Regions from separate parts of the Homo sapiens genome. Here regions 1 and 2 are each linked to region 3. Evidence: chromatin loops called from intact Hi-C (ENCODE). Cell type or tissue: heart right ventricle. All regions are shown on one strand.

Evidence for each region. Peaks named below come from ENCODE experiments on the same cell type or tissue, not always from the same donor. Only the 100,000 strongest peaks of a DNase experiment are listed, where the experiment ranks them.
Region 1: a loop joins it to region 3, with 2.8 times the contacts of the local background. A loop is called at or near these places in 17 of 110 quality-filtered maps.
Region 2: a loop joins it to region 3, with 2.6 times the contacts of the local background. A loop is called at or near these places in 17 of 110 quality-filtered maps.

What each region holds. Positions count from the first base shown.
Region 1 is chr1:17,673,789-17,676,288 of GRCh38, reverse strand. All of the region lies in intron 26 of ARHGEF10L (Rho guanine nucleotide exchange factor 10 like), which reads right to left. Among named protein-coding and RNA genes, the nearest start is that of LINC02810, 43 kb to the left of the region's middle. In heart right ventricle, no CTCF peak of the experiment used is centred here; no DNase peak of the experiment used is centred here.
Region 2 is chr1:17,660,752-17,663,251 of GRCh38, reverse strand. The region is part of intron 25 of ARHGEF10L (Rho guanine nucleotide exchange factor 10 like); the gene reads right to left. Among named protein-coding and RNA genes, the nearest start is that of LINC02810, 56 kb to the left of the region's middle. In heart right ventricle, CTCF peaks have their summits at 1,302 and 1,501 (motif pointing left); a DNase peak (open chromatin) is centred at 1,491.
Region 3 is chr1:17,891,028-17,893,527 of GRCh38, reverse strand. No RefSeq gene overlaps it. Among named protein-coding and RNA genes, the nearest start is that of ACTL8, 140 kb to the right of the region's middle. In heart right ventricle, no CTCF peak of the experiment used is centred here; DNase peaks (open chromatin) are centred at 1,077 and 2,122; H3K27ac peaks cover 1,912 bases.

The DNA of each region.
Region 1 (2,500 bases), 220 kb after region 3:
CACACCTGCAACTACACCTGCACCCACACCTGCACCCACGCCTGCACCCACACATGAACATACACCTGTACCCACACCTGCACCTATGCCTGCACCTACACCTGTACCCACACCTGCACCCACGCCTGCACCTACACCTGCACCTACACCTGCACCCACGCCTGCACCCATGCCTGCACGTACACCTGCACCTACACCCGCACCCATGCCTGCACCTACACCTGCACCCATGCCTGCACCTACACCTGCATCCATACCTGCACACATACCTGCATCCACACCTGCACCCACACCTGCACACACCTGCACCCACACTTGCACACACACCTGTACACACACCTGTACCCATGACTGCACACAAACCTGTACCCACACTTGCACACAAACCTTTACCCATGCCTGCACCTACACCTGCACCCACACCTGTACCCACACCTGCACCCACACCTGAACACACACCTGTACCCACACCTGCACCCATGCCTGTACCTACACCTGAACACACCTGCACCCATACCTGCACTCATGCCTGTACCTACACCTGAACACACCTGCACCCACACCTGCACACAGGCCTGCACCTACACTTGAACACACCTGTACCACATGTGCACCCACACCTGCACCCATGCCTGCACCAACACCTGCACACAAACCTATCCCCACACTTGCACACAAACCTGTACCCACACCTGCACACATCCCTGCATCCACACCTGCACACACATCTGCACGCACACCTGCACCCATACCTGCACCCACACATGCACACAAACCTGTACCCACACACCTATACACACACACCTGCACACACACCTGTACCCACACCTGCACCCACACCTACACCCACACCTGCACCCATACGTGCACAGTATCTGCTCAGCACCCATTTGCCCGTGCTTAGCCAGAGGGGGCATCACCAACATCTTGAGGCTGAGACTCTAAGTTCCCCTTGGTGACAGTGCGGGGAGGTGGGGAGGCCACAGGGTGGGATGGCTCAGCCAAGGCGGTTGCCCTGCTTCCCACATAGGCTGTGAGAACTGCAGGGAAGGGTGGTTCTGTTTCCACATGTAAATCCACATCCAAGACTGCTGGGCGGTGTTGGGCAAGAAAGGTCAGAATTGATGCGACCAACACAAAGCTGGGACCAACCCAGAACAGGTAGGGCTGGGGAGGGGGAGTGGGAGAGTTGGGGTTTCCAGGCTTGATCAGACCCCCAGCTCCCAACTGGACATTGCCCAAAAGACTCAAGCCACAGTCAAGAACTTATATGATACAGCCACGTGTTGCTTAACGACAGGAATAATGCCGTTCTGAGAAAGGCATCATTAGGCAATTTTGTCATGTGATCATAGAGTGACCTTACACAGATCTAGGCGGTAAAGCTGACTGCACACCTAAGTCATGCTGTACAGCCTGTTGCTCCTAGGCCTCATACCCGTACAGCATGAGACGGTACTGAACACTGCAGGCGACTGTAACACAATGGTATTTGTGAATCTGAACATATCTAAACATAGAAAAGGTACAGTAAAATACTGTATTGTAATCGTATAGGACCATCATAATATGTGTGGTCTGTTGTTGACTGAAAGTCACTATGCAGCACGTGACTATGTTAATATAACTGACCAGTTTCCCACCCTCTCACAGGCATGCACAGGCATCAGCTCACGCTTCTCAGGGGCCCTCCCGCTAAATGCCCTCCAGAGAGCCTGGCCCACCCCGCTCTCACTCCCCTCTCTCGCTCCCCTCCTGGGTTCCTTCCTGGGCTCCTCGGATCAGTGGCAGGTGTGTCTGCCTCACAGCTGGGCACGTGTATGCGGCTGACCCGCATCCTCTCCTGTGGGTGAGACTCCCTCATTGGGGCACCTGCTCTGCAGGACCTGTGCTGTCACTGGGCTGGTGTCACCACCCACTCTATGAAGCTCGCTTCTCTCCCCAGGTACCTGGGAGGAGCCAAGATCCCGGTCTTCACCTGTGGTCAGCAGCCCCAATCAGGGCCCACTAGTCATGTAAACACCATGGACCAAGGGTCCCAGGGGTAACTGGAGCCCTGGAAGGCTCAGGGTCAGGCAGAAGGGAAGAGCTGGCGTGGGAAAAAAGGGGAGATTTTGGGGAGAAAGAAAGCAAAGGAGAGAGAGAAGCCAAGTCAATGCCTGTACTTGCACTGCAGGACAATACAGAGAGGATAAGACACTGGCCCTGCTCACAGATATTTTGCCATCTGGAGGGAGGATGGTGCGGACATACGCACCCACAAGACCCAATGGAACACGGGGCTGATGGGGCAGAGGACGGCAGACCAGGTGGGGGCTTCAGAATCAGAGGCACCCTGAGATCCTGGCTCCACCAACGAGTGTGTGGTCCCAGTCACCCTGAGCAAGTCCTGTGACCACAATGACACAACAACTGACACGTGGTGCTTCCTCCCACCAGGCACAGCCCTGGGACCTGCATGTACACGGAGCTGCTTAGTCCTGGGGCAGGTTCTATAATT
Region 2 (2,500 bases), 230 kb after region 3:
GCAATGAATCCCCAGTCGGCCATCCCTGAAAACCAAACAGACCTAGGAGCCTGGCCCAAGCAAGGTCCTCCCCTCCCCTGGGATGATCAGCGCACCCAAGAACCATTTTCTCCGGCATCCAAGCGGCGCGCGCCAAGATTGTTTCTTCTCAGAAGTCACACCTGATGCCACACAGAACCCCGGTGGCTGCCCTGTCTTGTCAGGGTGCCAGGTGGGAAAGGGGGGTTGAAGAGGAAGCTGGGTCCCAGCCTGGAGCAGCCTGGGCCATGGCATGCTCTGGAGAGACAGGCAGCAGTGGCGGGGGACTAGAAGGCAGGACACAGCTAGCTGTGAGCTTGTCAGAGCCCTGCTACCCCACCTGCCCTCCACTGGGTCCCTGGTAAGAGTACAGAGCAGCCCATCACAGGCAGACCCTTCCCCTCTGAGCCAGCTGCTTGGTGGCACGATGGGGCACAGCTGTCTCCAAAGCCGGAAGGGCCCCAGGGTACGTGATGGAAGCCACTGCTGGGGTGTGGTCACAAGAGCCAAACTAGACTCCCACCCCCTCCCCATCCTTCCCTACCATACCCTGGCCTACCCCATGCTCTGCCAGGCCCAGTTTTCCCTCCCTCCCCACCTCTTTCCCATCTATAAAACAGGTTCCCCTTCTGCCCTTATGCCCTACTTAAAATGGGCAGAATCCAAGCTCCGCAAAGAAGCAGGGGAACAGGGACTCCCCTCGACCTCCAGGCACACAGAGCGCTCTGCCCGGCCAGCCAGCGTGAGCACCAAGGGAAGCAGGCAGAGCAGGGCAGTCCTCGGCCTCAGAACTTCTGTGTGAACTTGGACGGGGGCTTCGCCTCTCTGGACCTCAGTTTCCCTTATCTGCACACTGGGCATGATAACCACGCCTGCCCTTCTCCGGATGTTGCAGGGAGTCAATACAATATGCAAGAATATTTATCTGGGCACACAGTCAGGGTCTTGACAGCGGTTGTTACGCAGCGTTCTGTGTCCGCACACCAGGCCCTCCTTCCTTGAATTATTTCCTTAACTCCCAACAAGCATGTGTGGTAGATACTATTATTATCCCTGTTCATAACGGAGACAACCGAGACACAGCGAGTTTAAATAACTACCCCAATTCACTCAGCTACAGAGGAGTCTGTGTCCGTGGCTCTTACTGTTTGATGCCATTTGCCACAACACAACAGTGTGTGGAAGCAAGTGTTGACTTCACTTAACCAACGTGACAACGGCGACCCATGGAGCTAAGGCCTTGCACAAAGACACCCAAGGGGTGACAGGCCAGACGGGTTTTGAACTCGGCTCTGTCTGACTCTGGGCCTGGCCTGCTTCTCCAACCCCACTGCCCTCTCAGGTTTCTGAAGGCCTCTGCAGCTGGGCCTGGTGTCCAGGAGGGGCGAGTGACCCGAAGGCGGCCAGGGCTCCGCCAGGGATGCTGGTCCACAGCAGGAGGCTGGAGCCAAGAAAATGCAAGGCTTTGAGCGCCCCCCAGTGGCCAGAGGTGAGTAGTGTTCGTGGCTGGAAGCTGGAGTCTAATTAGGCTGCTATGGCTGAGATGGGGGCTGGGACCCCTCCCAGGGAAAAAGCAGCTAGGGATGCTGAGAAAACACCCCCCCAAAACTGGAAAGTGGGGCTCTATCCAACAGTGATAGCCACCGGAGCCCTTGCATCCACTCCCCTGGAACAGAGCCTCGCTGTGGAAGCCTAGGGTAGGAGCTAGGGTCTAAAACCCTAAGGACTGCATGAATGCCATTCCTGCATTTGCTGGGAGTCTCCAGAAATCCTCTAAGAAGTCGACTCCAGGGCAGAATGATGAACTGTGATCAAATTTAATAATGCTAATACTGATAGATCAAAAAACTCATAAAGGCCGGGTACGGTGGCTCACGCCTGTAATCCCAACACTTTGGGAGGCCGGGGCGGCCGGATCACCTGAGGTTGGGAGTTCGAGACCAGCCTAGCCAACATGGTGAAACCCCTTCTCTATTAAAAATACAAAAATTAGCTGGGTGTGGTGGTGTGCGCCTGTAATCCCAGCTACTCGGGAGGCTGAGGCAGGAGAATCACTTGAACCCGGGAGGCCAAGGTTGCAGTGGAGTGCCACTGCACTCCAGCCTGGGTGACAGAGTGAAACTCTGTCTCAGAAAAAAGCTCATAAGGGACACTGGACAGGAGTCCCTGAGTAGAGGGCCCATGGTGGGATCCTGAACAAGAGACTTCCCCTTGCTGGGACTCAGTTTTCCTATCTGCACCATGAGGACAAAACTCTGTCCTCTGAGATTATTTCCAGCTCTCACACACTGTGATTCTGAGATCCTAAACCCAATTGCTGTGAGCTCTGGTGAGAGCCGCCCCTGCCTGATGGGAGCCCCGCCCTTTCCACCCCCTCCTCACCTTACCCTCCAGTGGCTGTGGGAAAGCACGCACATATTCTGGAAAACAGACCCACACGCACAAGCCTGCCCCTGTATGACAGCCCATTCTTCTGGGCCTG
Region 3 (2,500 bases):
AGAAACTCTGCCCTGTATCACCTGCCACTACACAGAGAAGGGAGGTGAGTGGAGAGGAAGGGAGGGGATGAGGAGAAAAGGGGAGGGGAGGGGAGCATTGAGGGAGGGAGGGGAGGTGCACTAAAGAAGCTTTTTCCACCTTTGCTGAATGCGTCCGTTGCTCCCGCATTGAGCCCAGTCTGTGCCAACAAAGCCCCTTTAGGCACAAATGTCATACTTCCACGGCCCTAAGATCCCTGTTCCCCTCTCCCATACAACCCCTGGGCCTCAATCTCCCTTCCTTCTCTCTCAGGAACCTCTAGCCACATCTTTATAAACAAAGTATTAGCTTCTTGAAGCTGCTTAAGGTATCACCCCAAACTGGTTGACATAATACAAATTCATTCTCTCACAGCTCTGGAGGCCAGAGCCTGAAATCAACATCCCTTGGCCAAATTCGAGGTGGCAGCAGGGCCACACTCCCTCCAGAGGCTGCAGAAGGGGAACGGATTCCCTGCCCCTTGCAACTTCAGGGAGTGGTCAGCGTTCCCCGGCTTACGGCTGTGTCACTCCAATCTCTGCCTCCATGTCACAGCACCTTTCTCTCTGTGTGTGTGAAATCCCCTCTGCCTCCCTCCTACGAGGACACTCGTGATAGCATTTAGGGCTCACCCAGATAGTCCAGGGTAGTCCCCCTATCTTGGGATCCTTAACTTAATCACATCCACTAAGACCCTTTTTCCAAATAAGGTCACATTTGCAGATTCCAGGGATTACAACTTGACATCCTTGGGGACACCATTTAGGGTGTGTGGCTCCATTTTCCACCTGTGGAAGCTGAGGCCTAGAAGATTTGCAGACTCTGCCCAATGTGACAGCCAATGTCATCCTCTCCACCCAGCCTCCTTGGGGAAGAAGAGGCTGAAAAAGCATCAGAGAAAAGAGATTTTCACTACAAGAAAAGAGGAGACCACATAGGACATACTGTCCTTTGAGCGACGTCCCAGACAAGCAAGCTGCTAAGAGGCTGAGCTGCCAGCAGTGACCCCAGCCTGGCTGGCAAACAGCTGGCACCAGAATCATGCCCTGGAGCCCAAGGGTGGCTGATGGCAACCTGCCATAGAAACTATTTATAGCACGTCTTGTCCCAGGTGCTCCTGGAGCTGGCCCAGATTAACCCCGCAGAGCCCAGAGAGGAGAGCAGAGATCAGAGGAAGAGCGCCTCTGCAGATGGAGAAACCGAGGCAGGAAAACCTCCACGACATCTCCAGAGTTGAAGGGTGCAGGACGCTGAGAAGTGGGTGGGGACTTTTTCTTGGTTCCAGTCCCAGCTATGCAGACGGCTGGCTGTGTGGCCTTGGGTAAGTCACTGCACCTGTGACTCAGTTTCCCAAATGTAAAATGGAGCTCCTGCTGTCACCTGGAAAGGCTATTGTGAAAACAGATGGCAGGTGAGCATGCTCCTGGCTCAGGGTATGTGAGTGTGGATTTGGGGAGTTGGGGGGTTGCTGAAGCCAACTGGGCTTGTGGGAGGACATCAGGACAGACACCTTTGGAAGGCAGGGGCTGGGCAATCAGGAAGCTTTAAATGGCAGCCAACCTTGACTCCCTGGCCTGGAGGCTGTCAGGCAACATTAGTTGACCTCCCTTTTCCTGCTCCCCAGCAGAGACCACTCAAGAGCAGAGGGGTTGTGATGGGCGGCCAGGGGGCACCCTCACAGAGCCAGCAGGCAGATTCAGCAGACAGCAGGGGTGTCTCCCCAAACCTGCTTGTGCTACACACCAGGTGGGTCCTCTTGAATTTCTTTGCCCCATAGTGCTGTTGTGGGCTGATTTTATTGCAGACCTGCTGGTGCACGCTGGACACCCAAAGAGTCTAATAGTGACACCTTTGGAAACCCCACAACGTTTGTATATGAGTGCAACCTGCCTCCCTTGTCTGCCTGGGAGGTCCTGAGGTCTGAGGTGTGTCCTCTCCCTATCAGATTGAGGGTCCCCAGAGAATAGATCCTCCCCCACTCACTGATTTGCTCACTCAGCATTCATTGAAAACTTACTGTATGCCTGGCACTGCACCAAGCACTGGGCAGAACCAAAGATGGAAACAAAATGGGTCTCTCCTTTGAGGGCATCCAGGCCGGCCATCCCTGGGGCTAATAATAGTAACAACAACAGCAGCAGCGGCGGCGGCAGCAGGAGCAATAAATAGCCCTGCGATTGCACCTCCTTTCCATTCTGCTGGGTGCCATGAGAGCTCTTCACATGTGAGCGGAGCACTGTTACACTCCTCAATTTATAGATAGGGAAACAAGTGCATATTGAGGTCAATGATTTGCCCACCCCTCAGCTTGTAAGTGGCAGACCTGAGATTTGGACCCAGAGCTGATGCTCCAGGGAGCGAGTGTGTGCCCTGCCGTGGAACTGCAAGTGTGACATGTGGGTGCACGTGGGCAGGGGGTGAGAGACGGGGCAAGGCTGGAGGAACCCAATCCCAGAGGGAGGGCTTTGCCAAGCTGAGATC